Linked DNA regions of Mus musculus: region 1 is linked to region 2. A link is a loop called in an ENCODE intact Hi-C map of the cell type or tissue named here. Cell type or tissue: heart. All regions are shown on one strand. Links, peaks and the distances in the headings refer to the core of each region. The heading gives the core; the rest is flanking DNA. Region 1 holds the start of Ggnbp2 (gametogenetin binding protein 2). Region 2 holds the start of Mrm1 (mitochondrial rRNA methyltransferase 1).

The links. A loop is a pair of places that touch in the nucleus more often than their neighbours do. Peaks named below come from ENCODE experiments on the same cell type or tissue, not always from the same donor. Only the 100,000 strongest peaks of a DNase experiment are listed, where the experiment ranks them.
Region 1: it touches region 2 in a loop (2.8-fold over the local background); 17 of 42 quality-filtered maps call a loop at or near these places.

The regions. Positions count from the first base shown.
Region 1 is chr11:84,862,034-84,877,630 of GRCm38, forward strand. It overlaps Ggnbp2 (gametogenetin binding protein 2), which reads right to left and starts at 8,757. Exons shown (of 14, transcript NM_001364114.1): 1 at 8,572-8,757; 2 at 7,844-8,039; 3 at 205-285. The coding sequence starts at 7,936. It overlaps Ggnbp2os (gametogenetin binding protein 2, opposite strand), which reads left to right and starts at 7,972. Exons shown (of 2, transcript NR_131201.1): 1 at 7,972-8,063; 2 at 9,171-9,598. It overlaps Pigw (phosphatidylinositol glycan anchor biosynthesis, class W), which reads right to left. Exons shown (of 2, transcript NM_001077636.1): 2 at 14,280-15,597. The coding sequence ends at 14,957. In heart, for the core only: a CTCF peak has its summit at 11,659 (motif pointing left); DNase peaks (open chromatin) are centred at 8,088 and 8,718; H3K4me3 peaks cover 3,475 bases; H3K27ac peaks cover 3,204 bases.
Region 2 is chr11:84,811,096-84,826,692 of GRCm38, forward strand. Mrm1 (mitochondrial rRNA methyltransferase 1) reads right to left here and starts at 8,420. Exons shown (of 5, transcript NM_145433.1): 1 at 7,742-8,420; 2 at 7,505-7,598; 3 at 3,813-3,945; 4 at 3,594-3,713; 5 at 1,966-3,416. The coding sequence starts at 8,277. The coding sequence ends at 3,337. It overlaps Dhrs11 (dehydrogenase/reductase (SDR family) member 11), which reads right to left. Exons shown (of 7, transcript NM_177564.5): 2 at 14,273-14,482; 3 at 11,977-12,071; 4 at 11,216-11,345; 5 at 10,570-10,662; 6 at 10,308-10,373; 7 at 9,633-10,206. The coding sequence ends at 10,165. In heart, for the core only: CTCF peaks have their summits at 6,431 (motif pointing right) and 7,116 (motif pointing left); DNase peaks (open chromatin) are centred at 7,256, 7,706, 8,436, 12,716 and 4 weaker places; H3K4me3 peaks cover 3,573 bases; H3K27ac peaks cover 5,047 bases; H3K27me3 peaks cover 1,398 bases.

The DNA of each region.
Region 1 (15,597 bases), core at 5,033-13,032, 51 kb after region 2:
TGGAACAAATCTTGAATTCCAGAACATTTGGGACAGAATCTCTGTGAGTGCAAAGCCAGTCTACATAGGCCAGCCAAAACTACAATGAGATTTGTTCTCAAACAAACAAACAACAAAAAGAAATTAGAAGTTATAGCTAAACATAAATGATTTAAAAACATACATATACTTGACATATAAAAACAATGATTTAAAAACCATTACCTGAATAAACTGCTTTAGTTGTGCACCATTATTCTGATGCCCATCAAGATTTAAAACATTGTCAGGAAATTCCATCACCATCTTGAAAGGCAAACAGAACAGAAATTACTCATTGGGTTCTTTGTACATACTCTACAGCATAAACTATCAGGACAGAAACATGTATAAAGCTACATTGTCTCCTGCAAAAAGGGGTCTTGATATTCAGTGTACAAAATTTTCTATTTTAAAATTTCACACACAAACACATGTGCGCACACTGAGGTTAGAGGACAACTTGCAGGAGTCAGCATTTTCATTCTACAACATGGACCTTGGGAATCAAATACAGTTTTCTAGTCTTGGTGGACACAGTACCTTTACCTGCTGAGCTGCCTCACTGGCCAAAAGTATATAAATTTCTAAAGACAGACATAGTGTGGTCATTAGTACCAAAGGCACTAAAGTTAAACACATAGTAGAAATCCAGGCGATGTCAAGACTGGGCAAGTTTTTTAGCCAGTTTATTACCTTATTTGTAAAATAAGATTAAGTAATAATTTCTAGTATCTACTTCATAGAGCAGTTGTAAGAATAAGTTGTATTTTCTAAAGTGGTAGTGGACAATAATATTTAGTTAGATACATCAATACGAGTTAGTTCCCTGCAACTGTGGAATGTAAGACTTCTTTTGTTAAAGTATATTTGGTGCCCAGTGAGCTGGCTCAAGTAGCCATCAAGATGTTTGCTCTCAAGCCTGATAATTTGAGTTTGAGCCCTGGAACCCAAATGGTGAAAGGAAGAGAATAAACTTCTACAAATTGTCTTTTAACCTCTAATGTTCACTTTGGGACATCTGGTCCATTCCACACCCGAACAAAAAAAATTTTTTTTGAAAACTAATACATATTTTGAGCTGGGATATAGCTTGGCACTAGAATACTAGCCTAGCTAGTACTAATGAATCTACTAAAGGTTCTAGGTTCAATTCCCAACTCCCCCAAAATATCTATTCATGTAACTTAGAACTAGCATTTATGTAACTTAGTATCTAGCATTCAGTAAAGGTTTGTGCTACATATGATGGAAAATGAAGTACTGAGGTATTTATTCAGTTATTAAAAACCACTACCAGAGGAATTTAGGAGGCTTCAGGGTGTGATAATGTAAATTAGTAGGTTCACTGATCTGTGACATTACAGATTTTAAAATCCATGAAGTGGAGGGAGGGCAAGTCCAGCTCCAAGGTGATCCAATGCCTCTGATTCTGCTGGTAGTACACTCATGTGTACATATGCACCAACAGGCACACGAGCACATACACACCCATGTGAGTAAATAGATGGTTTTTCTTTTTCAATCCATAAAGTTAGATATTGACCAAGAAAAAAGCTTAACTGTAAGATATAGGAAGCATCACAATTCAGAGATGGGTGCCTCTGTATGCCTCCAGTAATATATACACAGGACTGGAGAGATGGCTCAGCACTTAAGAGAACTAGTTCTCAGAGGATCTGAATTCTGTTCCAGCACCCACATGGCAGCTCACAACTGTCTGCAACTCCAATTTCAGGGGATCCAACACCCTCTTCTGACCTCCGAGGGGACCAGACGCACAAGTTGTGCACAGATACATGTGTACCCCTGTCTTAACTAAAACAATGTAAAAAATATCAAACATACTATACAAGGACAAACTATTTCCAGATAACAAGGGCTTCAAATTCCTATAAATTCAGTAAAAAGAGAGCCATTTGAGGCAAAAACAAAAATAGTAAACTCCACTTCATTGAACATTGCCTTTAAAAGATCCTTTCCAGGCTGGGGGTGTAAAGTAGATATGTGCTTGCCTAGCATGTACAGAGCTGTGGGTTCAATCCCCAACACTGCATAAATCTTCATGCGCATATAGGCATAAACCTATAATCTCAGCATTTAAAACAAGAAGATCTGAAGTTCAAGGTCATCCAGAGGACTCCAGTTTCAGACTGAAAACTGCACAGACAATTTTGCATGTATATAGCTTATTTTAAAGAAAAAAAAAAGAGTTGCCTCAAACTCCTGATCCTCCCAAGTGCTGCAATTACAGTCATGAGCTACTGTGTGAGGTTTTCTTTTCCTAGTGTATTACAATTCACACATACTACTTATTATCAAGGAGCTGGTACTCCCTGCTTCCAATTCTTTATCACCTTGTAAGACATGCTTCCACTTCAGTAGTTTCTATTGTTTATAGTTTCTCCTTCAACATGCACATGCAAAATGCCCCAATCTTACTGCTTAAAAGCTTTCAATTTTCAAGTTTATCAATCATAGTATCTTGTTTCTACTTTATCTCCCCCCCCCCCTCATTTTTATTTTTGAAGTCGGGGTTTCTGTGTAGCCTTGGCTGTCCTGGAACTTATTATGCAGGCCAGGCTGGCCTTGAAATCAAAAATGCACCTGACTCTGCCTCCTGAGTGCTGGTTCTAAAAGGCCACACTGCTGCCCAGCCAATCTTCTCTTTACTACCTCCAACGGGTGGTGGTAACATTTACTGTAGCTTCAATACTAAGTATGCTCTAAGCACTCTAATATCATCTTTACTAACACTACTAAGTAAAACTGAAGTCATTCATATAATGCTATAGTTATAAATAATTTGAGAATCACTTTAATGTACAGGCAAAATATCTAATAATACATATTGTCAATTATATTTATTATAGTCAAACTTATGCAAATTTGAAAGTAATAATCCTGATATTAGAAGCGTTGGTCCAAGCTAGACATGATAGTACATGTTTATAATCCCAGCACACAGGAGGTTGAGGCAGGAAAATCATGGGTTTGAGGCTAGCCTGGACTTCATATAAAAAACTACCTATGTGTCTACCTCATAAACATCCTCATTCCAAATTTTGGTCCTGAAATCTAAAACTAAGAATAGTTAATTTTTAATCCCACAGGCTAGAGATGTGGCTCTTGTCTACTACAAACAAAGCATTAGGGTTGACCTTCCAGTTTTCTGGGGGGAACAAAACAAAACAACAACAACAACAACAAATGTTCCATTAATTCACATGTTTTTCAGTATCACCTCACAGGATTTAAGAGACTAAGGAATTTAGCTGTCAAGCTGGGCTTATAGTGGGGAGTACAGCACTTGTCTAATATGAGTGATCTTGTGTTCAGGCTCCAAAGCACAACGAAGGAAAATAATTTTAGATAGCAATCAGTGACCTGAGAGGCTGAAGAAAGGGGATCAAAAGTTCAGGCCAGGGCCAGCAAGGTCAGCAGGTTAAAGTGCTTGCTGCCAAACCTGATGACCAAAGTTCAATCCCGGGGACCCACATGTTAAAGAAAATGAACAACTCCCTCAAGTTGTCCTCTGACCTCTACACATATGTGAATAGGGGTGGGGTATACATGTTCATACACATAAACATGCATACAAATAAATAAATAAATGTACTTTTTAAAAGGTTTGGGATCAGCCTAACCACCTTATTGAAACCACATCTGAAAATGTAAAGGGGAGGGAGGCACACAGGAAAGATGGCTCAGCAGTTAAGAGCTGCTCTTTCCAGAGGACCCAGGTTTCATTCCCAGCATCCACATGGTGGCTCACAAACATCTGTAACTCCAGTTCTAGGGGCTCAGTCTCCCTTTACTGGACCAAGAGCACCAGACACACACATGGTGCACAGATACACATCATGCAGGGAAAACAACCACACATATAAAAATAAAAACTTTTTTTTTTTAAGGTATGAGGACGTTCACTCAGAAGTAGATAATTTGCATAGCGTGTGGGAGAGACAGGGTTCAAACACTAATAAAACATAGACACATATGATATGCATACAAATGAAAGAAAAAAGAAATACACAGGTGTCAATCCTCTTAGCAACTAGCATAACTATCAAAATCAAATCCTTCCTGAATTGGCCTCTTATATTTTCTCTTGAACCACATACTCTGCCTTAAATATTACTTCATCCTTGCCTTTCAAACATTTAGGGTAACAGCTTTTTATTTTATTGTTTTCTAGTCAACTAGTGTATGTCATTTAATGTATTAAGAGAACGGTAAGAAAAGGGACCACTAGCACCATCTCCTCCATCTTTTCAGAGCACTTCCCTGAGTTAACCTTAGAGTCCAAGTTACCTAGAGGAAGGCCGCCCTGTAAAGCACATGAGGTGTGGTTTCACAGAGCAGTCATTAGCCTTCAGCTGCAGGATGGGGATGCCTGTCCAGAGCCATCCAAAAATACAAGTCATTGCGCAGCAATTACTGCTTTGTAAAGTTTATTGCATCCGTTACTGACTTTCACTCTTAAGCATCTGCCCCAGTTTTACCAGACCACAAAAAAAGAAAAAAAGTTTCAGAACATTTCCATGAGCTCTAATCAATAAGATTAAGTTTGTATTTATCAAAATGTCACTTTAGTATTACTCTTTTATATCACTATTCACAAAACTACTTCTAACATGCATCAGGAAAAGTTAACATGCATCAGGAAAGTTTAACATACATTAGGAAAGTTAAATATTAAAGAGCTTAAAGGAAACACTAAATACTAAACTTGTAGCAAATGCTAAACTCCTAATCCCCTAGGATTACCATTTCCTGCTTCTTAGGCTTCAACACTTCAGAACTCCTATCAATTTCTAATCTACTCATTATTCTTATTGGAGCGGAGCACATCCATGCCAGATGTTCTTGTGTAGAAGTCAGAGGGCAACTTGCAGGAACCATTTCTTCCTTTCTACCATTTATATTCCAAGAAATGAATGATATCATCACACTTGGCAACAACCGCCTTTACCCACTAAGCCATTTTGTCACCCCAGTTTACAGATCATTTGGATAGATTTGAATTAAAAGGGTTATCTTCTAGAAATGTAATAATTCAACAACATGAACCAAGAAACTTGTAAAATGTTATCCTTCAGTAATTCTACTTCCAAAAGCCCAAGGGGAAAAGTAATAACTCAGTGCATTATCCATATTCTTATGGTGTTATTCAAAAATGAGAAGTCAGAATCTCATGGAAGGGTGATACTATGGAATATCATACAACTTGTACAACCATTAAAAACATTAAAAGATGACAAAAAGTTGTGGTATACCTCTTTAATCCTAACATTTTAGAGGCTAAAATAGGAAGATATTTTAGCCCAGGAATTTGAGACCCCAAAGAGAGGGTCAGAGAGATGGCTTAGTGGGTAAAAGTGCTTGTTGTAAAGCCTGACAACCTGTCTTCCATCCCAAAACTTACAGTGGAAAGAACCAACTCCCTATCAACAGTCCTCAATCTTCCACACATATACTATGGCATATACACCTACATGTACACACACACATACATGCACACATACACACATGTATATATCTATATAGATGTACAAACGTACACATACACACTAGTATAAAATATTCCAGTATATCCCAGCCCAGCCTATGTGCAGTGATAACTAGAATGAACTAGACTAACATTTTTCTGCAAACAAGATTGCTAAAACCATTTACTCAAAGATCACAAGGTTCCCCTTTGGGTTGCTAGGAACAAAGATCAAACCAAGTTAACTTCAGGCAAACACTGCCATCAAATAGCAATGGACCACTACACACACACACACCTCTGCTTCCTCTTCCCGCTTCCCTCCCAACAGGTGCTTTGTTCTATATCCTCCCTTTAACTGGGATTGAGAAATCTTGAAAGAAGCTTGTGTCCCTACATACAGCATAGCTGTAGGTGAATTTTTGATAATACTCATTAACAGCATTCAATGACAGTTCACAAGTTTTCAAGACAAACTAACAAAATTAATTCCTTAGTGGCCAAAAGTCATTCCTAAGCAAGGAAAAATTATACCTATTATTTGAAGTTATTTAAATAAGCTTAAATTGTCTTTGTAATGAGTCTGTAATAAAAGCAAAATTCAGACACCCAGTACAAGGCAAAAGCAGGTGACACTAAACCATAATGTAAGTTTATCTATGAAAAAAACTGGAAACTCACATCATCAAGAATGTAACATACTGTTCACTTAAAAGTGCTTTATGAAGTATTGACTAATGTGCTACATTCACATTAAAGGTGGTTATGTGAAAGGAGAGTATAAGTTATCTTAAAATTTGTAAATAGACAAAATTTAAAATGGTTTTCTGTTTTCATATTATATACTAATAAAAAAATTAACCCAAACCTCAGGATTAAGGGGGAAAAATGCACTACAAAAAAGGTTGTTATCAAACTGTGTTTTTTTAAGGTTTTATGGTGAAGGGGACAGAAGGTAATAACAAATGAACTATGACCAAGCACTATCATACTGAGAAAAAAATCATTTAACTGGTTTCTAGCTTGTTTTTTTAAAACTATTTTTAATATAAGCCCATTAAAATTAAAATTCAAGAAAATAAGAAACCATAACCAATACATACAAGTAATTTCTAATATAAATTCTACTTTATGTCAAATCATTAGACTATTTTTTTAAAGCATGCTTTCCATTGCAAAGTTCCATCGAAGTGAACCAGTCAATAGCTTCCCTAATTTTTTAAAAGTACTGAAGCTCTTGAGACTGGCAAAAAGGCTCAGACTGGCATCTCCACAATGACTTGCATTTTACATAAAATGCTAAAACCTTCAGTACATAACTACACTTTTTTTTTTTTCAGGAAGATAACCGATCTGCCTTTGAGTGGAAAAAAAGTCAAAGGCTGGAAGACTTATCTACATCAGATCACAATGGGCGAGTGCAAAATCCAGGAGCGTCAGCATCAAAATGAAGATTTCAAAACTTGTTCGGAGAAGGTTCATTTAACTGTGGTAAGCAACTGCATTTACTTCCTGCTCAGAATCAACTCAAATTTCTGCCATTTCCTTTTAAAGGAAACAGTACTACAACACCGGGTAGAGGGGTCGGCAAAGGTATACCAACACCAAGTCTTAAAACAACCATCTTCCCACGTTTGTGTTTTTCTATCCACAATGAGCAGTCAGTTCTTCATACTACTTTACAGTCAATAACTTGGTCTTGGGCTACTTGTAAACCAAAAAAATGCCACGAAGGCCCATTTTGAAGAGTCATGGCTTAACCCAACCATTTCAAGAATTATAATGTACTAGGCAATGTGAGACGTATTAGGAAATCAAATCATTTAGGTGGAATCTTCGCTGTGCAAGAGAATGTCACTCTGCCCTCAGTAATTACACTTATGTAGAGATAGCTACAGTGTTCAAACGGGAAACACACAGGTAACAATGCAGCTGCGACATTTTCAACTAATTGAGCCTCCCGGAGGGTAAGTGCTTTCTGGAGAGGACAGGCCCTAAACGCCCCAGCTCCTTCAACCCTTCTCCCCGGCGCGTGCTTAGGCAAACAGCGTCTCAAAGGCAGGCCTAAAGGCCAAAGGTTCGGAGAGGGAGGAAGACCCGAGCAGGGGACCTCCAAGTGCCTTCGGGGCGCTGGATCTGGGGCCTGCCAAGGGTACCGAGAGGCCCCGCTGCAATGGCGAGTTCGTGGGGCCCATCGGAGAGGCGGCCTCGCCTAGGAGTTGCAACACACTCTTTCTCCAGTGCGCAGCGCTCGGCCTGGGGGAGGGGAAACAGCTGCCAGGCCGGGGAGCAGCGGGCCCATCCCGGCCCGGCCCGCTCAGCCCGCTCGCTCACCGTCAGGGTGTCGTCTATGTAGAGGGGGATCTGCCTCCTCTCGAAGGGGAACTCCTCCTCCCCGTCCCTGCACACTGCCACCAGTCGCGCCATCGTCCCCGACGCTGCCGTTGCCACCGTCACCACCTCCTCCCAGCTGCTGCCGCCGCCGCTGCTCCTGCCGCCGCCGCTGCTGCTGCCTCCTCCCAGCTCCTGCCTGCAACAGCCAAACCCCGCGAGCGTAAGCACCCGCCACCTCGCAGCACATTCGCCACGGGTGAAAGGGGTGGGGGGGCGCGGAGCGAGAGAGGACAGGAGAGCCGCGCTGCGTTTCCCATCACCCGATTCCACACGCGCTCAGCCAATCAGCGCCCCGCAGCGCCGGGACCCGCCCCCTCGCGCCGCCTGCCCTCCCCCACCCAGACCCCCCCTCCCCACCCACCCACCCCCCCCCCCCCCGCCCGCCGGCCTCCAGTCAGGGTCCAAAGGAGAGGCGGAAAAGGACCTGCTGGCCCCGGGACATCCCCGCCCAGCTCGGGAGTCCGGGCTCCAGAAGCCCATCCCCGCCTCGGCTACACAGCCCAAGCCCGCACCCCCTGCCGCTGACCCCTTCTCTCCTGGCTGAGCGCCCCGCCCAGGGTGGCCCCCTAGGCTGCAGTTGCCCGGCGCCACCCCGCCCCTGGGAGGGGTCGACCCTGCCTCGGCTCTGCAGAGTTGGGGTGGGGGCGAGCTCAGACCCCAGTCCTCACCCGGGTCGGAGAGAGAGAGCTCTCGGTTCTGACCTTCACTGACTTCGAGGACGCCTCCCTGACCCCCACCTCTGCTCCCCGTTACCGGCTGACGAGGCCCGCGTCAGGGCCGGCCTGGGCGGGAGCGCGGCTGCGATTGCCGTTTCCTCTCCAGGCTCAGTCAGCCGCTCGCGCCACGGGGAGTGTGGGAGGGAGGGCGGGGGACGTGGGGAGGGTGGGGCCGGGGAGGGGGGGCCGCGAACTCCAGGCGGGGCCTGCCTCTTCTCGCGAGACCGCGGCCGCCTCGCTCGTGTCCCGACTTTCGAAATCGGCTTGTACGGGTGGGGGGAACCCCCTGTGCTGTCGCGCTCGGCTGACCTGCGTGGTGCCCCGGATTTACCAAAACGAGCGTGAAAATAGGGCCAGTGGGGAGGCCCAGCAGGAGCAGCCGGGGTCCCTGCCAGTGACGACCCGGGATCTGCTCTCTGGAGACCGGTGGGGTGGAAAGCCCACTGGGGGGGGGGGGGAACCCAGATAAGACTTGGGTGAGCGATGAAGAGCTGGCGCTGTCGAGGTCTAGGAGAATGGACACTGCAGAGACCTTTGACCTTGTTTTCCAGGTTGCACACATGCGGACTTCCACCCCTGTAAGACTGGAGGAAAGGGCTCTGCTACCCTGACTCACCCAGAGCCGGCCGCCTTATGGGGACTGCAGCAAGATGGATGGAAAATATGTGCAGGATCTGTTGTTACAATAGACAGAAAACTGAACTGTAGTCTATGTGTAGCTTCCGACCAAAGGAACTTCTTGAGTTAATATTAACTTAAGGGACTCCCTTGGGCAAAGTTACTGATAGTGGCCAAAGGCCCTTCGGTCTGACCATCTTCCGAGAACCAGAGCTGCTGTAAAGAGAGTTTCCTCTGCACTCTTGACTACTGCCACGTTCTCAGGTACTAGTCTACGGAGGTCCATTGTAAAGCCAAAAAGATGGAAAATGTTTTGTCTTGATGGTTTTAATAATAAATCCATTCGCTGCTTGTACAACTACCAGATCTTAAGGACAGATCGAATATTTTCTGGTAAAATAGGGTAAAGCTGTTGTTACTGACCTTTAAAAGTATTTTGATCACATGAAGTCTTTCAAGTCACAACCAAAAAAAAAAAAAAAAAAAAATCCCACAGTGCATCCTTAGCCTTGTTGACTTATGACATTGTGTGGTCATTGTTAGAGTAGGTGACATAATAAACTGGAAGAACCATTGTGTGTTCCCAAAGGTGTGATTATCCAGTAAATATGTCTTTGGGCCATACTAAAAGCAGAACAGTGCGATCCTTAGTTGAAGTCCAGTTTTTCACGCACCTTCTGACAGGTTAAAATACATAGTAAAACTATGGACATTTTTAGAGAATCTTGTGTTTTATGTCTACAACTACTACAATCTATGTACCTACTTTGATTAATTGAATTTTAGGTTATGCTTGGTAACAAATATTGAGCCAATATGTATATAGCTACTAGCTTTAATTTTCACTATTAAATATACACCAGGTACTAGGAAAGAACCAAGCTATGAAAAAAAAAAAAAAAAAAAAGGCAGTTGACAAGCTAAAATACCTCTGTTTTCACTATAATGGCTGTATTAGATAAGGTAGTAAATCACTGGCATAATGTTATTTAAATTAGTACATCTGAAAATCTGTAAGCTGGATTTTCCTTTTCTTGATCTGACAGTATGAGTATATTCTATCAATTAAAAATAGAAACATGGGCTGTAAAGTTGGCTCAGTAGTTAAGAGCACTGACTGCTCTTCCAGAGGTCCTGAGTTCAATTCCCAGCAACCACATGGTGGCTCACAACCATCTGTAATTCTGATGTTCTCTTCTGGTGTGTCTGAAGACAGCTACAGTGTACTCATATAAATAAAATAGATCTTTAAAAAAAAAAAATACAAGCCCAGTATAGTAGCATACACCTGTAACCCCAGCACTTGGAGAGGCCAAGGCAGAGTGCTTACCATAAATTCAAGACCAGATTAGACTGCACAGACCCTTTCTCAAAATAGGAATTAAGTAGACATATTGCATATTTTTAATAAACATAAATGAGAATGTAAGCTCCTTAAAGGCATCTGTTTATATTCCTGGCACCTATACCCGACACAGAGCTCAGTAAATCAATTGTGATCTTTCTCTTCTGAAAAGCAATCTAATCAGGAGTTCTGCCTACTAATTCTGATTTTATGAATTCATTAGCTTTTCTTTAGGACATTAGGAATTGGAAGAGGGGAAGCACAGTGTACATTTTGTCCTTTTCAGTTAACGCCTGTAATTATCAAAGATATAAACTTAGACTAGAAAAGTATGGAGGGCTGAGGATATAGTGGTAGAACACTTGGTCTAGCAGGCTCTAAGCCCAAGGTTCAGTATCCAGTATCACAAAAATAAGTACGTAAATACCATAATATTAAATAAGAAAAGTGGCAGATATGGTGCACACCCAACACCAGAGGCAGAGGCAGGTAGATCTCAGTGAGTTCCAAGCCAGCCTGTCCTATATAGTGACAGCCCATCTCAAAAAAAAAAAAAAAAAAAAAAAAGGCAGTTATTAACAAAATGCAGCACAGCAAATGAGGCCTGCATTAAGTCATAAGATAACTACTTTTTCTAAATGAATGTATTAGTTAAGCTACTCTGCCTTCTGGCTGCTCCAACAGATAAGCTATGAGGTACTAGTACAGTGTGTGACACAGCAGAAAAGTCAATCACCTTTCCTAGTCATGCTAAATTTACACACTATAATCTTATTGATTAAATTTCAAGTCTTACTTTTTAATTGGAAATAAAATCTGTTGTAATTGTAGTCAGCAAATACAAAGTCATATAACACTAAATCAGCCATCAAGTTTAGAAATTGAAGTAAACAAAACACATTTAATAATTAGCATATTTACATTAAATATATATTTTTTTTGAGAGCTGAAGAGATGGCTCAGCAGTCAAAGAATACTGACTGCTCGTCCAGAGGTCCTGAGTTCTATTCCCAGCAACCACATGGTAGCACACAGCTATCTGTAATGGCATATGATGCCCTCTTCTGGTGTATCTGAAGACAGCTACAGTGTACTTACATACATAAAATAAATAAATCTTTAAATAAAAAATACACTTTGAGAGTTAGGGGTATGGCTCAGTACAATGCTTACCCAGCACACTTGAAGTTCTGATTCACAGGACCACAAAACATAATCTATAATATGAAGACAACTAGTTTAAAATAGCAAGCCTGTATCAGGAGGCGCCACCTACTCTAAACTACACAAATAATTTAGATTGCTAATAAACACCACATTAGACACCCTGATTAGCAGCTATTTCTCATATGTCCTTGGTGTCAGGAAAGCAAATGTTCATTGATTCTTATCCACACCCCACCCCAGCCCCACACATCCAGCCTGGCCTCAAACTCACTATGGAGATGAGACTGGCCTTTAATTCCAAATCCTCCCTCCATCTTCTAAATCCTAGGATTACAGGTTTGTGTCAGGACAGTTGGCCAGTATTAGCCTGCTTTAAAAGATGTACATTGTCCAAGCATGGTGGCATCCACCATTAGTTCCAGCACTTGGGAGCGAATGGATCTCTATGAGTTTAAGGCCGACCTAGACTACATCGTTCCAGACCAGCCTAGGCTACAAAGATGTGAAACTAAAGATCTTGTGATTTTTAAATCTTTAGACTTAACAGCTGGTTCAAAGATCTGCTTAAAGTTTTTAAATTATTCCAGTTCTCAATACACTATTAAGCCTTAATGTAACCAGTTCTATCAGACTTAGTACTTTCATCTTTCTCACTGATTTTCTTGATTCTCCTTCCCATGGTTGAGGCCACCTAACCTAGTCCCTTCCTATTTCTCCAGCTTTATAGCCCACACTTCTTTGAGTTACCTAGATTTCCTCCCAACTTACTTTTGCTGACAAGATTCATTACATATTGACTCTTCTCTGCCATCTACCTTCTAACTTCATTCCCGAGATATACGTATCATCCATCAGCCTCAAAATGCCTTAAAAATGCCCATCGATGGAGAAAACTTTTGTTTCTTCCTGGATTGGTTCTCAGTTTCTCATCTGTAACAATACTATGACTTAATTGTTATATTAGTTTAATGTTTCCCCTCACTAGACTGCAAGCTCCAATGTACTAAAAATTTGTTTTATCTTTTTGAGACAGGCTCTATGTAGCCCAGGCTAGCCTTGAGCTCTAGCAGGAACTAGACAGGTTGCAAACCTAGGTGTGCTTTATTCCTAGCACAGAGAATCCATCTTAAAACTTGTACAGCTGGGCTGAAGGGACACACTTAAAATCCCAGCACTTGAGAAACTGAGATGGACATCATAAATTCCAGACTGGTTTTGGCTGCAGGGAGAGTTTAAAGTCAGTATGGACCACACAATAAGATCACGTATCAAAAAAAAAAAAAAGATCACATATCAAAAGTTTGTCTTTGAGAAAAAAAGTAAAATGTGTCAGGTACCTGAAAAATCTTGTTTTAATTATTATATATATAAACTACATCACCCAACTCAATCATTGATTGCATTTAACTGTTTGCTGGCTTGAAATGTATCTGATTTTAAACACTTGCTTCTTTTTTTTTTAAACACTTGCTTCTTATTCCTATACTTTATTAAAAGACAGAAGTTCAGTATGAAAGAGGTATTGAAGGAACAGGAGAGACGACTCAATCAGTTAAGAGTACTTGTTGCTCTTGGAGAGGACTTAGGACCAGTATGTACAGGGTTGTTTACAACCATCCACAACTCCATCAGAACAAATGCTCAACTAACCTTTTCAGACGCCAAGCATGCCTCTGATGCCTATACATATACACACATACGTGTATACATATATATATATATATATATATATATATATATATGTGTGTGTGTGTGTGTATACATACACACATAAATAAAAAATGAATAAATCTAATACAAAAAAATGTTTTTAAAGATAATTGAAAAGGCCACAATTTGCCGGGCGCACACCTTTAATCCCAGCACTCGGGAGGCAGAGGCAGGTGGATTTCTGAGTTCGAGGCCAGCCTGGTCTACAAAGTGAGCTCCAGGACAGCCAGGGCTGTACAGAGAAACCCTGTCTCGAAAAACCAAAAAAAAAAAAAAAAAAAAAAAAAAAAAGAAAAGAAAAGAAAAAAGAAAAAGCCACAATTTGCTGAGCATGGTAGTATATGCTTTTGATCCCAGCATTCAGGAAACAAAGGATGGCAGGTCTCTGAGTCTGAGGCCAACCTGAAGTTCCAGGTAAGCCAGGAATATATAGTGAGATTCCCAACTAAAAGAAAAAAAGGAACTGAAAAAAAATGCGCAATTAAACCGGGCATGGTGGTGCACGCCTTTAATCCCAGCACTCAGGAGACAGAGGCAGGTGGATTCCTGAGTTTGAGGCCAGCCTGGTCTACAGAGTGAGTTCCAGGACAGCCAGGGCTACACAGAGAAACCCTGTCTCGAAAAAAACCAAAAAAAAAAAAAAAAAAAAAAAAATGTGCACTTACTTGCCAATACTCCAGAGGATCCAGGTTCAATTCTTAACCAACATGGCAGCTCACAATCATTTGTAATTCTAGTCTCAGGGTATTCAACCCCCCTCTTCTGACTTCTGTAGGCATTGCACACATATGATGCACAGAAATACATGCAGACAAAATATGCATTCACATAAAAATTTTAAATAATTCAGATCTTAATGTAAACACATATAACACAAACATTATAATCACAATTACATATTCATATAAAAACCACAAATACAGTGCCATAATGATATATAGAAAGTAAAAATTACCGCCATTCACCTTCCAGTGTCAAAACTATCAACAAGTGGGTGTGGTGGCTCACGCCTGAAATCCCAGCATTGAGCCTGAGGTAAGAGTACAACTGTGAACTCCAGGCAAAGCAAAATCTATGAACAAGTTCTTTAAAATACTGGTGTTTTCTAAGTTCCAATAAATAACAAGATTTTTACTTCTATTCTTTGCCCCCCTCCCCGCCCCCCCACCGGGTCTCTGTACATAGCCTTGGGTGTCCTGAAACTCAACATGCAGACCAGGCTGGCTTCCAACTCACAGAGATCCGCCTGCCTCTGCCTCCCATGTTCTGGGATTAAAGCTTTGTGCCACTTCTTTTGGCTTATTTTACATAATGTTGATATGTATTAAACATCCATGAATCTTCCTTTAAAAAAGGTAAAGTTTAATTTCTGTCATAGAAGACTGAAACTTCATAATAAAGTATGGTTAAGACTAGATTGCTAAGAACACATTTCCTCCCTTCTTATTCTTCTCCACTAAAATAATGTTATTCAAATACATATTTCTTACCCACTCATCACCAAAACTTTATGGTTTTACCTTGTAAATCAAGTACATATATAACTAAACAGTTGGTAAACATATAAATACTGAGCACAACTAAGGTCCACAAGGCACCAGTGTGTAATGTATCCATCGTCAGGTTAATCAGACCAGTTGTTATATTTGACAGTAAGAAAAAAAACAGCTGGTTTCTGTTCAGAGCTGTGATCAAACAAAGACTGGGTTGGTTTTTTTCAGCTTCTAAGATTAGAGATTCAGAATGGTTTTTATGTGTAGTAGGAGACTGTATAAGTTTCCAAGAACATGGAACTAGAGACCCTTTAATTAGAAATTGGGCAAAACTCAAAATTATACCACTCAGTAACAGACAACTAAGAAGCATCAGACTGGAAGCAACTACCCACAGACAAAAGGCTAAATTGGCCATTCTTCGAGATACTGCTTCTATGTTTACTTGCACTATATGAAGAGAAATGAAGAAGCCAACAGCTACTGAGAAAACCCAACAAGTAGCTTTTATCCAGTCTCTGACTTGTGCTCTTCCCTTAAGCACATACAATCCCGTTTGTACACCAGCCATGTGTATTGTCACATACCCCAAAGTGGAAATTATTCCCTCTCGGTTAGCATTTAAGAAGCCAACCCTTGTGCCAC
Region 2 (15,597 bases), core at 4,958-12,957:
AGACACAAAACCACACACACATAAAAAATTAAAACTGGGGCTGGAGAGATGGCTCAGCAGTTAAGAGCACTGACCACTCTTCCAGACGTCCTGAGTTCAATTCCCAGCAATTACATAGTGGATCACAACCATCTGTAATGGGATCCAATGCCCTCTTCTGGTATGTTTGAATACAGGGACAATATACTTACATAGAGACAAATAAATACATCTTTTTTTTTTTTAATTAAAACTGTGTTTATTTGTTTGTTTGAAACAGGTGTAGCCCTGGCTGTCCTGGAACTTGATTTGGCCTTGAAAGAGATCTGCCCACCTCTGCCTCTGGAGTGCAGGGATTAAAGGCAGGTATATCATGCCTGGCAAAATTAAAATATTTACAAAAGAAAGGAAAAGGAGGGGCTTAAGAGCTGCTTCCATGTACTGTATGGTTTGCAGAGCACCTGAGTTGGTTCCTACCACCCATGGCCAGCATCTTACAACCACCTGTCGCTGGCTCACCCTCTTCTGGACTCTGAAGGCATAGACTCGCAGAGCCACACAGACACACACATAATAAAAAGTAATCTTGAAAGAAAACAAACAAGAAGAAATATGCATCGGGTCTGGTGGCTTAGGCTGATAATCCTAGGTCTTCAGGAACCTGAGGCAGGGGGATTGCATGTCCAAAGCCTGCTTGGGATAGAGGATAAATTCAAGACCAGCCAGGGACCCTGTTTCCAAAAAAATAAAGAGGGTTGACAATATAGGTGAGTGGTCAAGTTTACCTAGTAAGAGTGTGACCCTGGGTTCAATCTCCAGGACCTCCAAAAGAGAAAAAGTGGGGCAGGTCGGGTGACTCAGTGGGTAAAAGCACTTGTCCTGAGGCCTGGCGACCTGAGTTCAATCCCCTGAACCCACATGGTAAAAGAAAAGAACTGACTCCAGCAAGTTGTCCTTTGACCTCCACCTGTGTGTCGCATGCACACGTTCATGAACATGCACTCACACGCGCACACACACTCTAGAGTGAGAGAAAGAAGAAAGAAAGGCAAGAATGTTACCAGGCTCCTTCCCTGGAGACATCTATTTATTTTTAAAGGTTTACTTATTTGTGTATATGGTGTTTTGCCTGCATGTACATTTGCACACCAGAAGAGGGCATCTGATCCCATTACAAGATGGTTGTGAGGCACCACGTGGGTGCTGGGAATGAACTCAGGACCTCAGGAAGAGCAGCCACTGCTCTAACCACTGAGCCATCTCTCCAGTCCCAGGACACTATTTAATTGATCTAGTGACCCTGGGCTTTAAGAGCTCTTCCCTACCCCATGGCTCCAAGGCCAGGCAATGTTAAAAACCTCTATATGAGTTAATAAAAATAAGAAAACAATACAAAAGGAAAAAAATCCCTGCCCTAGGCTCTTGAGTGAGGGAGCACATTGTTGGACTCGAGCTTGGTGGACCTTGGCGCATCTGTGGCAGTTGGGGACACACGGAGAAGGGCGCTGACAAAAGGGTTCACTGTCTTTCTTGGGTGGAAAGCTTTAAGGCAATTGTGGGCCCTGTGACGGTTCATCTTTATTGTTTGCCTGGGTTTGGAATCACCTGGGAGACACACCTGGGGGCATGGCTGTGAGGGTGTTCCAGGGAGGACTCAGGGATGACTCTCCCTGAGTGTGGGGAGCATTGTGCCATGGCTGGAGTCCTGGGCTAAATGAAAAGGGAAAAGGGAGCATCAGCACCCTTCACCCCACTTCCTGCCGTGATGGGGTGCACTGCCTCACACCCATCCTGCTGCTGTGTCTTCCCTGGTATGATGAATTGACAGTATTTCCTCAAACTCAAACCCTTCCCTTAGATGTTTCTGTCAGGCATTTCCCAAACAGCAACAAGACACGTTACTACTATAGGTCCTCTGTAAACAGATTCAAATTTTGTAGTAAGTGTACATAGCTGTTAGGAACCTACAAATCAACTCCAGGGAGATTACAGAGGAAAGGAGTGTTTATTTATTGAGCACCTACTACATACATCTTCCGAGGATATAAAGGAGGCATGGAGGCAACTCACCCCAACTCTTACAACATCCAGGATTCCAATTCAAGGGTTGCTGTCCTCCCATCCCACCCTCAGGGCTGTCGGTCAGATACCCGTCCATGTGTGGAGACAGTTTTGGTTTCATAATGAGAGATAGGGTGCAGACTTCTTGCCATCTGGTGGATACCTCTCACGATGCTCAGGACGGTTCCTACAACAGAGAATTATCCAGCCTAGGGCTCAGATGTAGCTCTGTTGGCAGAGTGAATGCCAGCTTGCACAAAGCTCTGGGATCTATCCTCAGCAACATATAAATTGGGCATAGTGGGGTAAGAGGATCAAAAGTTCAAGGTTATCCTCGGCTAAATAGCAAGTTTCAGGAGACCATAGATACACAGAACTGCCTCAAAAACAAAAAGAAATGGTACTGCCCAGGGTGTTCCTGCCCTTCCCAGCAGCACACAGTAGCTGCTGTGTTGGCCTTGTTCCTTTAAAGCTTATTAGGTGTTCCAGCATGCAGCCCAGAGTGAAACCACTACTTGGCAATATCACTTCTGCTCCACTTGTGGGACTCTAGAGGACGGGGCAAGCCTAGTCGGATTCCACAAAAGTAATCCTGATTTCACAGCCTCTCAGACTCAAAGAGGCAACAAGGGCCTGGGATCACAGGTTCCCTCCACGGGGCTGGACTGGCCAGTGTCTAGAAGCTGTTGGCTATTTTCCCTATCTCTAAGCCTTCCACTCCCACCTCCACAGAGGGCTCTCCTTGCAAGGGGCCTGCAAAACCATGGTGCAAAGAGCAAGACTGCCACCTAATGGAGAGACTGGGCATGACAGCTCAGCGGCTCAGGGCTCGCTGATGAGATCTGGTGTCCTATCCCCATCATCCCAAGAGACAGGAATATGCATCTGTTCAGTCAGCTTCCCTCTACAAACTCACCCTCACATCCCACACACCCTGCGCTGGACTGCCTTGCTCCTCCGCATGCCAAGAACAGCCCCCTGACTTCCACTGGGATCCAGGACAGATACTGTCTGTCCTAACCCGTCCTGGAAACTAGCGAACTACCATTTCCAACTGGATACGAAACTTCTTTTGGTCTCTAAAGTTCTCCTGACTGTAGCCAGTAAACAGGCTCTTACAAGTAGAGGGCCCATTACATCCAAGCCTGAGGACGGATGTGTGACTCATTGCGGTTCCTACACACGCACATCTCAGACAGTCAATGTCAGCCCACATTTGGCCGGTTTTTCTGACCACAGTGGTAGTAGTCCTGGGTACTGGGCCTCTCTGAGTCCTTCAGACGTAGCTAAGGGTTCTCAGGAGTCTTGGAGAAGTTGTCCTCTCTCCTGTACAGGGAAACCCTTCTTCTGACTGCAAATGGAGTGTAGAAGAATACCTAAAGGCAAGAAGAGGATAGGGTTACAACACAGGCAGGGCACGCTTGCTTTACACACACAAGGGAAGCACAGAGCGGGAAGCTTGTTCAGGTTAAATCAATCAGAAAACGGGAGGGGAGGGGAGGGGAGGGGAGGGAAGGGGAGGGGAGGGAAGGGGAGGGGAGGGGTAGACTCACCTGTGGCCACAGATACATTCAAGGACTCAAGACCAGGAGGCAGGTGGCGTCTGGGCAGAATAGTAAGGAGCAGCTGGCAGGAGGCAAAAACCTCCTGGGACAGACCAGAGCCCTCACTGCCTGCAGAACACGAGACAGTATTAGCCAGATGTCCACATGCAAATGATGTCCACATGCAGATGACATCAGCAAATATAAAAGCAGGTATACCCTACCTACCCAGCACCAGGAGGGTAGGCCGGTCCCAGACGAACTCTAAGCAGCTAGTGATGGGGACCTTGGAGGACTGGGAGATCTCAGGACCTGGGCAGCCCACTGTGCCCACCACGAGCCACCCCTGCTGGGCCTTGGCCTAGAAGAGGAAAGAAAATGCCATGTGCTGGTGCACCGAATCTTCATCAGAGCTACACGGTCAAGGACAGGTCCAGCCTTGCACACGCACATTCACTGAGAAATGTCTTCAACTTAGGAAGTCAGCCAGGACCTCTACCTGGTCTGGATTTGCTCTGGGCACTAAGGTCAAGAACATACAGACTAAAATCCCAGCTGTGGGACACAGTGATGGTAGAAGTCCCCTTTGAAGCGATGGCAAAAAGACGGGTCTGAAGATAACTAACGAGTAAGTTCTCATAGACAGTGGGAGAAGGTTACAGACTTCCAGGAAGATCTGCAAGTATGGAGGCACGAAGACCCCACCCACCTGTCATACCTAAAGACTATTAAGTTGGCCAGTGGCAGGACAATGATCACATAGGGTTAGGTCTCAAGGGTCACTGGAAACATAGGGCTTTTATACTAATAAAAAAAGCTTTGAACAGTTGTCTTAGTTTTTAAGATATGAGCTCATGAGCTGGAGAGATGGCTCAGTGGTTTAGAGCACTAACTGCTCTTTCAGAGGTCCTGAATTCAATTTCAAGCAACCACACCATGGCTCACAACCATCTGTAATGGGATCTGATGCTCGCTTCTGGGGTGTCTGAAGAGAGTGACAGTGTACTCATATACATCATATATATATATATCTCCCAGGCTGGCCTGAACCCATGGTGATCTTCCTGTCTTAAGTTTCTCAATCAAGTACTGGGATTACAAGTATGAACCACAGACCTAGTGCTTTGAAAGGTTATGAGCCAAGTGACGCAGTGTGACTCGGGCCTCAGCAGAATCATTATGCCTGCCATGCTGAGGCCCAAGCCCCAGTCCAGGGAGCTGGGGACTCCGACAAGGGTAGCAGAGGAAACAGTGAGAAATGGGGATGGTGTGACAGTAACTCCAAGGACAAGGATCTGGGGACATAGCTGTGGGATCAAGAAGTCAGAGGTAATGTCTGGGCTGGACAACTGAGCTGGGCAGGTCCTAGAAAAACAGATAGCCATGGTCAGACCTGGAAACAAGGAGTCTGAAATGCCCACTGTGGGAGCGGAGGGAGAGAGCTGTGTAGCAGAGGAGTGGAGTAATCTGGAACTGGGGAATGGAAAGTCAGGAGTACCCTTTTTCTTTTTCTCTCTGCCCTTTCCCCCCTCCCCTTTCCCCATGGCCACTTCCCTGGCCTTGGTCCTTGGGGACAGTGAACTCAAAATAAACCTGCCTTTAATTTAAAAAAAAAAAAAGAAGAAGAAGAAGAAAGAAAGTCAGGAGTTTAAATGTGACAGTGATGGGGGAGGTGGTGGTGGCGGCACACAACTTTAATCCCGGCACTTGGAAGGCAGGCAGGTTCCTGTGAGTTCAAGGCCAGGCTGATCTACAGAGTGAGTTTCAGGACAGCCAAGGATACACAAAGAAACCCCATCTCTAAATAAATATATAAATAAATAAATAAATAGATAATGGCAAGAAAGAACCAACTCCAGAGAGTTGTTCTCTGACCTCTACATGCACACACACTGTAGCACACATACCCAACACACACACACACACACATATATGTATATATATGAACTTGAGACACTGAAACAGGAGGATTGTGAATCATGAATCTGAGGTTGGCTACATAGCCGATCCTTTTCTCAAAAAGCCAATACAAGGGAATAAATGAAGCTAGGCAACTAGATTAGGGGGGAAAAATTAAGCCAATTTACACAAAAGAGATCCAAGGCCTGAGACTTGGAACATGACAGTGTTTGGAGGTCATGGGATCAAAGAGAATTCACTGGAGATGCCTACAGGAGAGTGCAGAGGCAAAGGGACGGCCAGGGGGAGTGGGTGAGGCTGTGACTCACGGACAATGTGTCTGCCTAGTGTAAGCTGAGTTTGATTGCTGAAAAAAAAGGTGATTAAAAACAAAACAAGACAAAATCAGAATGACCATATGTGCTAGATGCTGTAGACCTGTCAAGTACCTGAGAACTAAGAATGGACCTTTGAAGCAACATGAAGGATACTGTGACTGTCCGGGGCTTTGATGGGGTACGAAGGGAAGGTTCTGATTAACATGAGGTCAGATGAACACAGAAGACTCTTGGCATGCTGCAGTGGGGCTGGTATCGATGGAGCAGGCTTTGGTAGGCAGTGGGTGGGGCACAGGGCTGGCTGCTGCCTCCAGCTCTTCCCCAGTAACCAGGGGAAACAATTCTGTGGCCCAATGCTGGCAGGGAGTGTGGGGTGTGAGGAGAGAACTCCACTTCCCACCAGTCTCGGACAGTTCCTCAGAAGGGGGGCTGCCTGTGAGATGAAGCCAGACATGCTTCTAGACATGTGCTGGTCAATATGAAAATCTCAGAGCACACCAAGCCACTTCCTACAGATTTTAACTTTGTCTTCTTGTTTTGTTTTGTTTTTTACATGAGAGTTAAACTGCATGTAAGTGTACACACCACATGTGATCGATGCCTAGGGAGGCCAGAAGAGGGCACCAGATCCCTTGGAACTGGAGTCATAGATGGCAGTGAGCCACCACGTGGGTGCTGGGAATCCTCTGAGAGAGCAGTCGGTGCTCTTAACTGTTCCACCATTTCTCCAGCCCTACTACACGTGACTATTAAGGATTGAAATATGGCTATTCCAAATTGAGATGTATTATGTATAAGCATTTTAAAACGGGATTTAAGCCGGGCATGATGGCACACAACTTAAGGAGGTTAACACAGGAGGATTTCTGAGGGATCTGAGGCCAGCCTGGGCCACACAATAACCTGTCTCATTTTTTTTTTCACTAATATTTAAAATGTATGTTTTAATGATAATACTTGTGGTATATTGGATACAATCATGTTTCTTTTTAGTTTTCTAGATTTGTTGTTGTCTTGTTTTGTTAAGACTGGGTAGCCCAGACTGGACTTGAAATAAACGATCTTCCTGTGTCCACCTCTTAAAAGCTGGAATTATAGATATGTGTCATCACGCCTGCATGGTTACTGGAAAAATCTGAAATTAGACATATGGCTTGAATATAAGTTTATCAGGCAGCTTTCTTCAGCCTCTTTTCAAGGTTATTTTCTCACTGAGGGATGAGGGTGGGGACAGGGGAAGGATAGAGGGTGGAGGGACTGCCAAATGCGGGGCAATGCTGCCCCCTAGAGTCTAGCTAGGAAACACACAGCTAAAGAACACTAAAGCTCGCCCCTTGGAAAGCCTTGTTTAAATCGCTTTGAAGTTGAGCTTCCGGGTACCCACGACTCCAGTCCACCAGCTCCCTGGAGTACTGCTGAAGTCCCACGGTTGTCAGACATTGACTTGCCGACACAGGTGGCCATGGCGTGTAGTAAATGAGACGAGGAAATCCCTAACTTCAGACGATGCTCTATTTAAAAGGCCCTGGGATCTTTCCTGGTGGGACTTAGAAGGTCGTAGGAATCAATGCCACCACGTCCCTTCTCTTCCTCCTCCCCCAATCCACTGCGTTGGAGATAGCTTTAACATCCCTAACTAGAGTCATCGCCTCCGCCTCTTCTTCCCCTCTCGCCCCATTTTACCTGCAAAAAACCGGGCAGGTCAGGAGTGGCGAACACGTCCATCACCTCCATAGCCCCAGCGCTGGCCTTGCTGACTACTGGAGTAAGCGGACAGCTGCAAAGGATCCCCACGATCCGTGTTAAAACCAGAAAATCTCTAGCCCCGCGCCCTACACACCCCGGGGCTCCCCGCCCAGTGCTTAGGAGCTTGGCTCCGCCTCCAGATTGGGCGTAAACTGAATTAAGGGACGTCCGTGCCTGTTTCTCTGGCTGGTGATGACTCTGTCTACGCCGAGGAAGTGAGCGGAGCGCATCACAGCCCCAAGATTGCGGGGATCCTGGAGCCCCTCAAGGACGAGCCACAGCTGCTGAGGGTCGTCGCCTGAGCTCGTGTCTGCCGCCTCATCGCAAGGCCGGGGTCGCAGCGGGCTCACCTCCATGCACACGCCCTGGTGCACTTGGTAGCCGCACAAGGCATCCAGTTTCTGACGCCTGGGCCTCAAGACAGGGATGCCCCGAGCCTCGGCCACCCGGAGCAGCTCGGCTCGCTCCCCCTGCAGCCCAGCCTTACCGGCCTGGAGCAGGAGCCGGGCCACGCGCCGACGGGCAGCCCGCAAGGCCAGGAGGCATGGGGACAAGCCAAATAGACGTTCCAGCCGCTGGGCCGGCGCCAGGTCATCCAGAAGCAAGCGACTCAGCTCCTCCCCGCCAGGCCGTTCCCCGCGCCGAGCCACCGAGGAGAAATGGCGGGCAATCAGGCGACTGAAGCACCCGACCGTCCAGAGTCGCCGCATTGCTCCAGCAGCGCCCGAGACTCCACTGACAGACAGCTGGGGAGGACCCGTTGACCTCCCACACTTCGTCCCCTCACAAGGACTGCCCACAACCTGACCCTCGAGCCAAGACAGTCACCTCCCAGCCTCCCACGTGGGTCCCCAGCTTCCGGGTTCTGGAGGCCCAGCCCCCTGTCCGATGACGCACATGTGCGCTTGGCGGCAACCACGTCTCCACTGCACCCCCTACAGGAGTGAGTCGCACTGCCTCCGCTGACGCAGGCGAGCCTAGAGGCTGTGCTGGTGCTGAGCTAACCTTGGACTGCTCCCGGGTGAAGGAAGAAGTTAGAAGGCGTTCACCTGCTCGTCCTCAAAGACCACCGCATGTCAGTGGTTTGGCCATCTGTTCAATCCTCAGTCTTGGAGCCATCCTACATCCTGGCACAATGTCATAGTTGGGACTTTCTCCCAGAAGCATATCCTGTCAGACCCTCAGCACCAGCCAGCAGAACCCCTAGAATATTTCCCATCTCCCGAAAGCCCCAACGAGCCTACGGTATTTCTGCTGACAAGCAGCCGATGCCCTTGGCCCATGGTAATTCTACGACTTCCTTGCTCACTGCCCAGACTGGCTCTTTTCAGCCTAGTCTTTTAAAATATCTTTTTAAACCTTTTCCCTTTTCCTAATGATTCCTTTTTTTTTTTAATGTGCATTGTTGTTTTGCCTGCATGTACATCTATGAAGGTGTTGGATCCCCAAGAACTGAAGTTACAGTTGTGGGTGCTGGGAATTGTACCAGGGTTCTCTGGAAGAGCAGCCAGTGCTCTTAACATTTGAGCCATTTCTCCAGCCCCCACCCCCTCTTTTTTAAAATCAATGTCTCACTAAGCAGCCCTCATGGATGGCCTGAAACTCGTTGTGTAGCCCAGGCTGGCCTCAAATCCACAGAGGTCTCCCTGCTTCTGCTTCTCAAATGTTGGGATTAAAGGTGTGCAATAGTATTAGTATACCTGGCTCCAACTTATTTTTCAAAATTCTTTCACATGTGCGGGCATATTGTTTGTCCGTGTGGCTGTGCACCACATGTGTGCCTGGTGGCCCAGCGAGAGAGAGGAGGATGTAGGACTCCCTGGGACTGGAATCAACATGGGTCCTCTAGAGCAGCAGTGGATGTACTTAATTATGTATTTTGGGGACATTTGTATCCTTGGCTCCTATGGCTGGCCTGGAACTAACCATCTCCTGTGCCCACTCCAGAAGTGATGTTCCGAATCTACCCACCTTCCTAGCTACCTGGAAGGAATTCTGAGACACCAACCACACTGATCACCAGGAAGGGGGGAAAAAACTGAAAGATACTTCTGAAGGTAGAGTAGGTTGTAATCTCTCTCTTTAATTGTTACAGTGAAATGTAGTAGGAGACAGACCCTGATACTCTGTAGCCGTGGTAAGGACCCCAGGGTGAGGGCCAAAACTTGGCTGGAGAGCTGGGGGGGGGGGAGGCAGGAGGGTTGGGAAGGGAACCTGGAACCCTGGACAACCACACAGGTAAAAGATGAGGTCTCTGCTGCTCCAACCCTAAGGGGTGGGGGGTAGGGTGTAAGAGGATAGAGCAATGCCCCTTCTAGGTACATCCCTTTCCTAGGTCAAAAGGAAGAGGCACAGGAGAGCAAAGGTTACGGAGCCCCAAGAGGACTCAGAAGAAGTTAGATAGAACAGTCGAGATTCTGTCTTCTCTTCCCGGCCCAGTTTTTCACATTTGTAATGGGAATAGTCTGACAAGCTGTCTATCCCTTAGTGGGGTGGACATAGAAAGTAAGCTGCAGAGTCCAGAAATCAACACCTAAAATCCAGAGGCAGGAGGCGAGCCGTGAAGGGTGGAGAAGGTAGGATCTCCCCACAGAACACTAGGTCACCTGCTCTGTGGGCCTCATCTGGATGTCACCAACCTGTGGAGAGCGGAGGGTTTGAGGCAGCCACCTGCTTAGATACTCCCTGCTGGGCACGGTTAAGCTCTTGCTAGTGGGTAGGCAGCCAAGACCATACTTACCTGAACATGTGGGGGTGTGCTAAGAACGTAGATGACAGCCTCAGCCACGTCCTCTGGTCTGAGACACTGAAAGCAGGGGTGGGGGGTTGTTGAGACAAGAGTAGACCTGACCCTGACCTAAGTTCCTTCCCCGCCTCTGAGGGACTCTAACATCCATCTGCATTCCCATCCCAGCCCTCCAGGAGTGACAAGCACAGCAGAGGGTACAGTTTGAGGGAACTTAAGGACTGAGTGGCTTTCATAGGCCCAGAAGGAGACCCACCTTTATGTGTTCATAGGTGGCAGCTGCTTCCCCCGGGTCCTTGTCATGGAGTTTGAAGGCGAACTGTGTCTCTACCAAGCCTGGAGAGATACACTGGGCCAACAGAGGTCCTGCTCAGCCTGGGCTTTATAGGCCTTGAGGAGGTTGAGGGGAAAGGATCAAGGCCACAGGGCTCCTGCTTCACAGTGACATCTGCCTCATGTCCTCAACTATCCTCCTCCTTCCAAAGTCACCACTGAGAGTTCCAACTGGCAACTCTCACAAGACCCTGCACTACGCATGGAGGGAGCCCTTCCTCTATGTTTCATTAATGCTTTATAAAGTGTTCCTTAAAGCATCATTCCATTTCACAGATGTGAAGACTGAGGCTTAGGGAGGTTCAGTGATTTACCCAGAGTCCTGTGGTTTTCTAGGGAAGAGCCAAGAGTGCTGGTATCACAGTCACTGTGTGATTTCCCTTAGTCCCTCTCCCCCTCAAATCGTAAGTCCGGCCCTTGGCTTTGAGGTGACAGTCCCTGTAATGAGCAGCAGCGCCCAGGACTTTTTCACTGTTGAGCGCAGAGTCTCTCAGCAAGTCTCCCTGGGCACTCGCAGGCAGGAGGGCTGGGCCCACGCCATTCCCACCAGGGCTAGACCACAGCCTCACCGTGGCCCGGATATGGGTCTGGGCCTCCAGAAGCTCTTGCCTGAGTCCCTCTGTCAGTGCAGTGACGGCATACTTAGTCGCACTATAGAAATGGATCACAGACTGGGGTGGGACTCGGTGGCCACACATGCTGGGTGGAAGAAGGGGAAGGGAGAGAGGAGAGAGTGAAGTTCCACAGGCACGGGCAGTGCTCCCATTATCCTGGTCTGCTGGAAACCTTGTCGGAGGGAACCCTGATGACTACCCTACAGTCCACTGAATACATCTAGTCTCTGTTGTCTGCACAGCTCCTGAAACCTGCTTGGCCTGGAAGCTGTCCTTCTGTGGACTCCACACCCACTCCTGCAGTCAGCCGGCCTCACAGTGTTGTCTGTGTGCTTACTGATATGTGTCCCCTGGGAGATCCCTAGGGCTGCTGCGGGCCATGCCCCCATCAGACAGTGAGCACTCCTATGGTAGAGCCTGTGCAGTCTCTTAGTACCACAAGGCAGATTGATCCCAGGGCCTGAGGAAGAGGCACAGAGGCTCTCAGTCCTGGGAGAGTTCTCAGGCACTGGCTATGGACGGCAGGGGCTGAGCTGCCTGCTCTATAGACAACCAGAAGTGGGCATTCCCCTTCCTCAGAATCATGCCGTTTGGATACTAAATCCCTCTTTCACTACTGAAGAGACTGCTGTCTAGAGGTCGAATGAGCTTCAGCAGAGAGATCCCTATCGGAAGGGTGTCCCAAAGCCTGAGCCTCTGCTGCTGCCCGGCCTCACCTGTTGATGTTAATGATGTGCCCGTCGTCTATGTTCCGCTCCTTCATGGACTGATAAGCCTCCCGAGTGCAGATGCTGAGGGCCAGCACATTCACCTGCGGGCCAGGGAAGGCAAGAGAGGGGCTCCAGTTTGGGCCCAGTGAGCAGGTGTTAGAGCCGTGGGGCATGGGGGTCCGGGGGTGGGGGTGCCTTCTCTGTGGATGCCCCGCGCCTCACAGCTGCCTCCTCCAGCTGACAGCAGAGGCATGAGGAATGAGCCTCCCACCCGAGCCCAGGACACTGCCAGCCATCTCTGCCACAGTCAGACCTCTCTCCCTCAGGAAACCAGTCACTCTGCTCAGGGACAGTGTCCAGACCTAAACAGATTGAAATCCCTCTTGGAATGCCCTAAATCTTTTTCTTCATACAAAGAACCCAGGCCCTCTCGCCCTGCCCTTCTCAGCCACCCTGCTCCGACGTGATCCCCGCCCATCCTGTATGGAGGAAGCTCACACGCCTGCCTTTAACCTAGACCCTGGCAACAGGCCCAGGTGTGGGGAGGCTTCAGAAGGTGGGGTCACTTGCCACTCCCGGCAGGCTTCACCTCGAGTCCCCACCAGTCACAGAGCAGAGGTCTAAGGAGCTATCTGCTATGAAGCGCCTGTCTTCGGTCTGCTCCACCCATCAGCCTTGCCAGAGAGGCCAGCAGAGATAAAGTTTTCATCAGCTCCTCCTGCCTCCCCCCTCTCCAGAGGAGAGGGACAGCTGGCAGATTAGCTGGTTCACTTTATCAGGTGTCACCCAGGCATCAGGACAGAACACCCTCAGCAAAGACCCGCCTCAGCAACACTTGGGTTGTAGAAAGGACTCAGCCCTGCTTCTGGTCCTCTTAACAGGGTGGAAACGTGGAGAATATGGAAGACAAACGAATTCCTAGGAGCATGAATCTCCTGGGACAAACGAATCTCCTAGGTCTAGGGCCTACTAAGATGGGGCTAATGAACTTAGGAGATATTCAAAACAAAGGGGCCTTGGACACTTAGGAGTCCTTCATTTTACAGGTGGGCGAGCTGAGGGTCAGGGTTAGCTATATGCCTCTACACATGAGGTTGTCACTCTGACCTCCCAGAGGACAAAGCTTCCTTTTTCTTGTTCAGTGTTCCACTTCTAAGTACCTAGTAATACCGACCTAATGATACCAGATGTAGAGAGGGCTATGGTATTGCTTTCAGCCTCTTAAATACTTTCACACCCTAAAGAAGCAGTTCTCAGCCTTCCTAATCCTGAGACCCTTAAATACAGTTCCTCATGTTGTGCTTAGCGCCAACCATGATTTTCGTTGCTACTTCATAACTGTAATTTGGCTACTGTTATGAATCATAATGTAAATATCTGTATTTTTTGGAGTTCTTAGACAACCCCTGTGGAAGAGTCATTTGATGCCCTTCTAAAGGGATCATGACCCACAGGTTAAGAACCACTGCCCTAATGCCACCCTATAATACAGCCTGGAAGTTGGAAATGCATGCCTTCCAGGCTGGGTTTGTCCTGTAGACGCTCTTACTACATTAACTTACTTACTTAGTGTGTGTGTGTCACACTGCTAATGTGGAGGTCAAAGGACAACTTGTAGGAACTCTCTTCTCCCACCATATGGTTTCTGGGTCTTAATGGTAAGCACCTTCATCCACTGAGCCATCTCACTATCCCCTGGCCTATACATGCTCTGGCATCAAAGATCTGCCCATACTGCAGTGGAACAACTAACCTGGATTTGAGCAGGGGCCACCCCTTTATAAAGGCCATGTGCTCTCCCACACTCTGTAGTCCATACCTGGCGACAGCGGAGTTTGTGATATTGATGATCTCTAGGTATCAAACTTAATTAGGAATACAGGTAATGTAAACCAATTAAGTTTGACAGGACTGAAGCTCAGAGGCTGTTGTGAACTTGCCTGAGCCGCAGTTACAACGGGGCTGGGTTGCAAACATAACTTCTCTCATCCCTGTTCCCTTTCGTCCCCTAAGACCACGTTCCCAGGTATCCAGCATGGGCAGGGACATTAAAAAAAACAAACAAACTATAGTTTTCTCCCCTGCAATCTTTCTTCCATCCCAACCAGTCTAGAGTTTGAGAACTATTGGGAGCTGGAAGGATGTTATCCACTCACTACCCTTGAGACACAAGTCGTAAGTGGGAAATCAAAACTGCCCCGGTGGGAGGGAAACTGTCCCTAGGGTTCCTTTGTCTTGCAGGCCCCTATTTTCTTCTTTCCTCTCACCACCCAGCCTCTGGCCCCACTTCTGGAACCCTTACATTGAACATGTCCTTCCATCCGCTGGTGCTGCCCGAGAGCAGGGTGTCAGGCCGGGCCATGCCGGCATTGTTGATGCAGATATCCACGCCACTGTGCTGGGATCGGACAGCTGAGAACATGGAGAGGATGTCCTCCTCATTTGACAGGTCACATCTGTAGGGGATCAAAGTCCCGGGGTAGCCTGCACTCTTACATTCAGCAGCCAGCTCCTATGAAACCCAACAGGAGTCTAACTGGGGTGTGCTGCTCACTCCCAAACCTCCCCACCCAGGGTCAGCCTTCCCTCCCAGGTCACTACCCAGAGAGCTCTAGTGGCAGCCACCTTTTGGCCATACGAGAGAGGCAGGGTCTGCCCATCCCCAAAGCTTGGTCTGTTTGGTCAAAGTCTAAGGGGCTGAGGACACTCCCTGAGTGAAGGAAAATAATCAAGCCGATCAAGAAGGAGTCTCACATATACGTGAAAGTCTTCAGTGCTAAGGAAAAGGGGGGAGGCAGGGATCCTGAGATGCGAAGGAGATTCTCTTGACACCTTCTAATACCTGGAAGTAAATCTACATATACCTCTGGCCCCATGTCATTCCTCCACCACTGACTGCCAAGACATGCTGAGCTGGTTACTCCAGGGCCCAAATTCTCTTTAACATCAGCCAGTCCCTCCCAGAAGGGCTCAGCTCTGAACTGCCACTTTCTCTTCCCAGGAGGCAGACAGAACTTAAAGGTGAGTCCTATACACAGCTCTCAACGGAGTGCTCCTCTTTCTCCCTACAAGTGGTCAGGATGTCAAGACAGACTCTCTAATCTCTACTACCCCAGCCCCATCCTGAGTTTTCCCCACCTACTCTTAGACACTCCCTGTGCATATCCTCAGGACATTCCGTAGAGCCCTGAGAAAGCAGAGCCACTGAGCTTGGAGGGAACTGACATTTAGAAGTTGGAAGCAAGTAGGCTGTGGGAGGCCAGTGAGTGACTGAGCCTTGTGAAGGTGACTGTGTGATTGCAGCGGGGTGCGGGGAGAAGCTGCCATAGAGGAAAGCCAATTTGGCCAACTGCCCTGGCCTAGAGCCCTCCTCCTCCCCAGTGAAGCTAGAAATAAAAGGCTCAATCAGGTGACCAAATAAATTCTTTCCTGCTCTTTTTTTTTTTTGAGATGGAGTCTCTCTATGTAGTTCTGGATGTCCTAGAACTAGATAGGTGGCTGTTGTAACTTTCTGTGAGTTAAGAAATGGTATGCCCCAGATGGTTAAGAGCACTGATTGCTGTTCCAGAGGTCCTGAGTTCAACTCCCAGCAACCACCTGGTGGCTCACAACCATCTGTCATGGGAT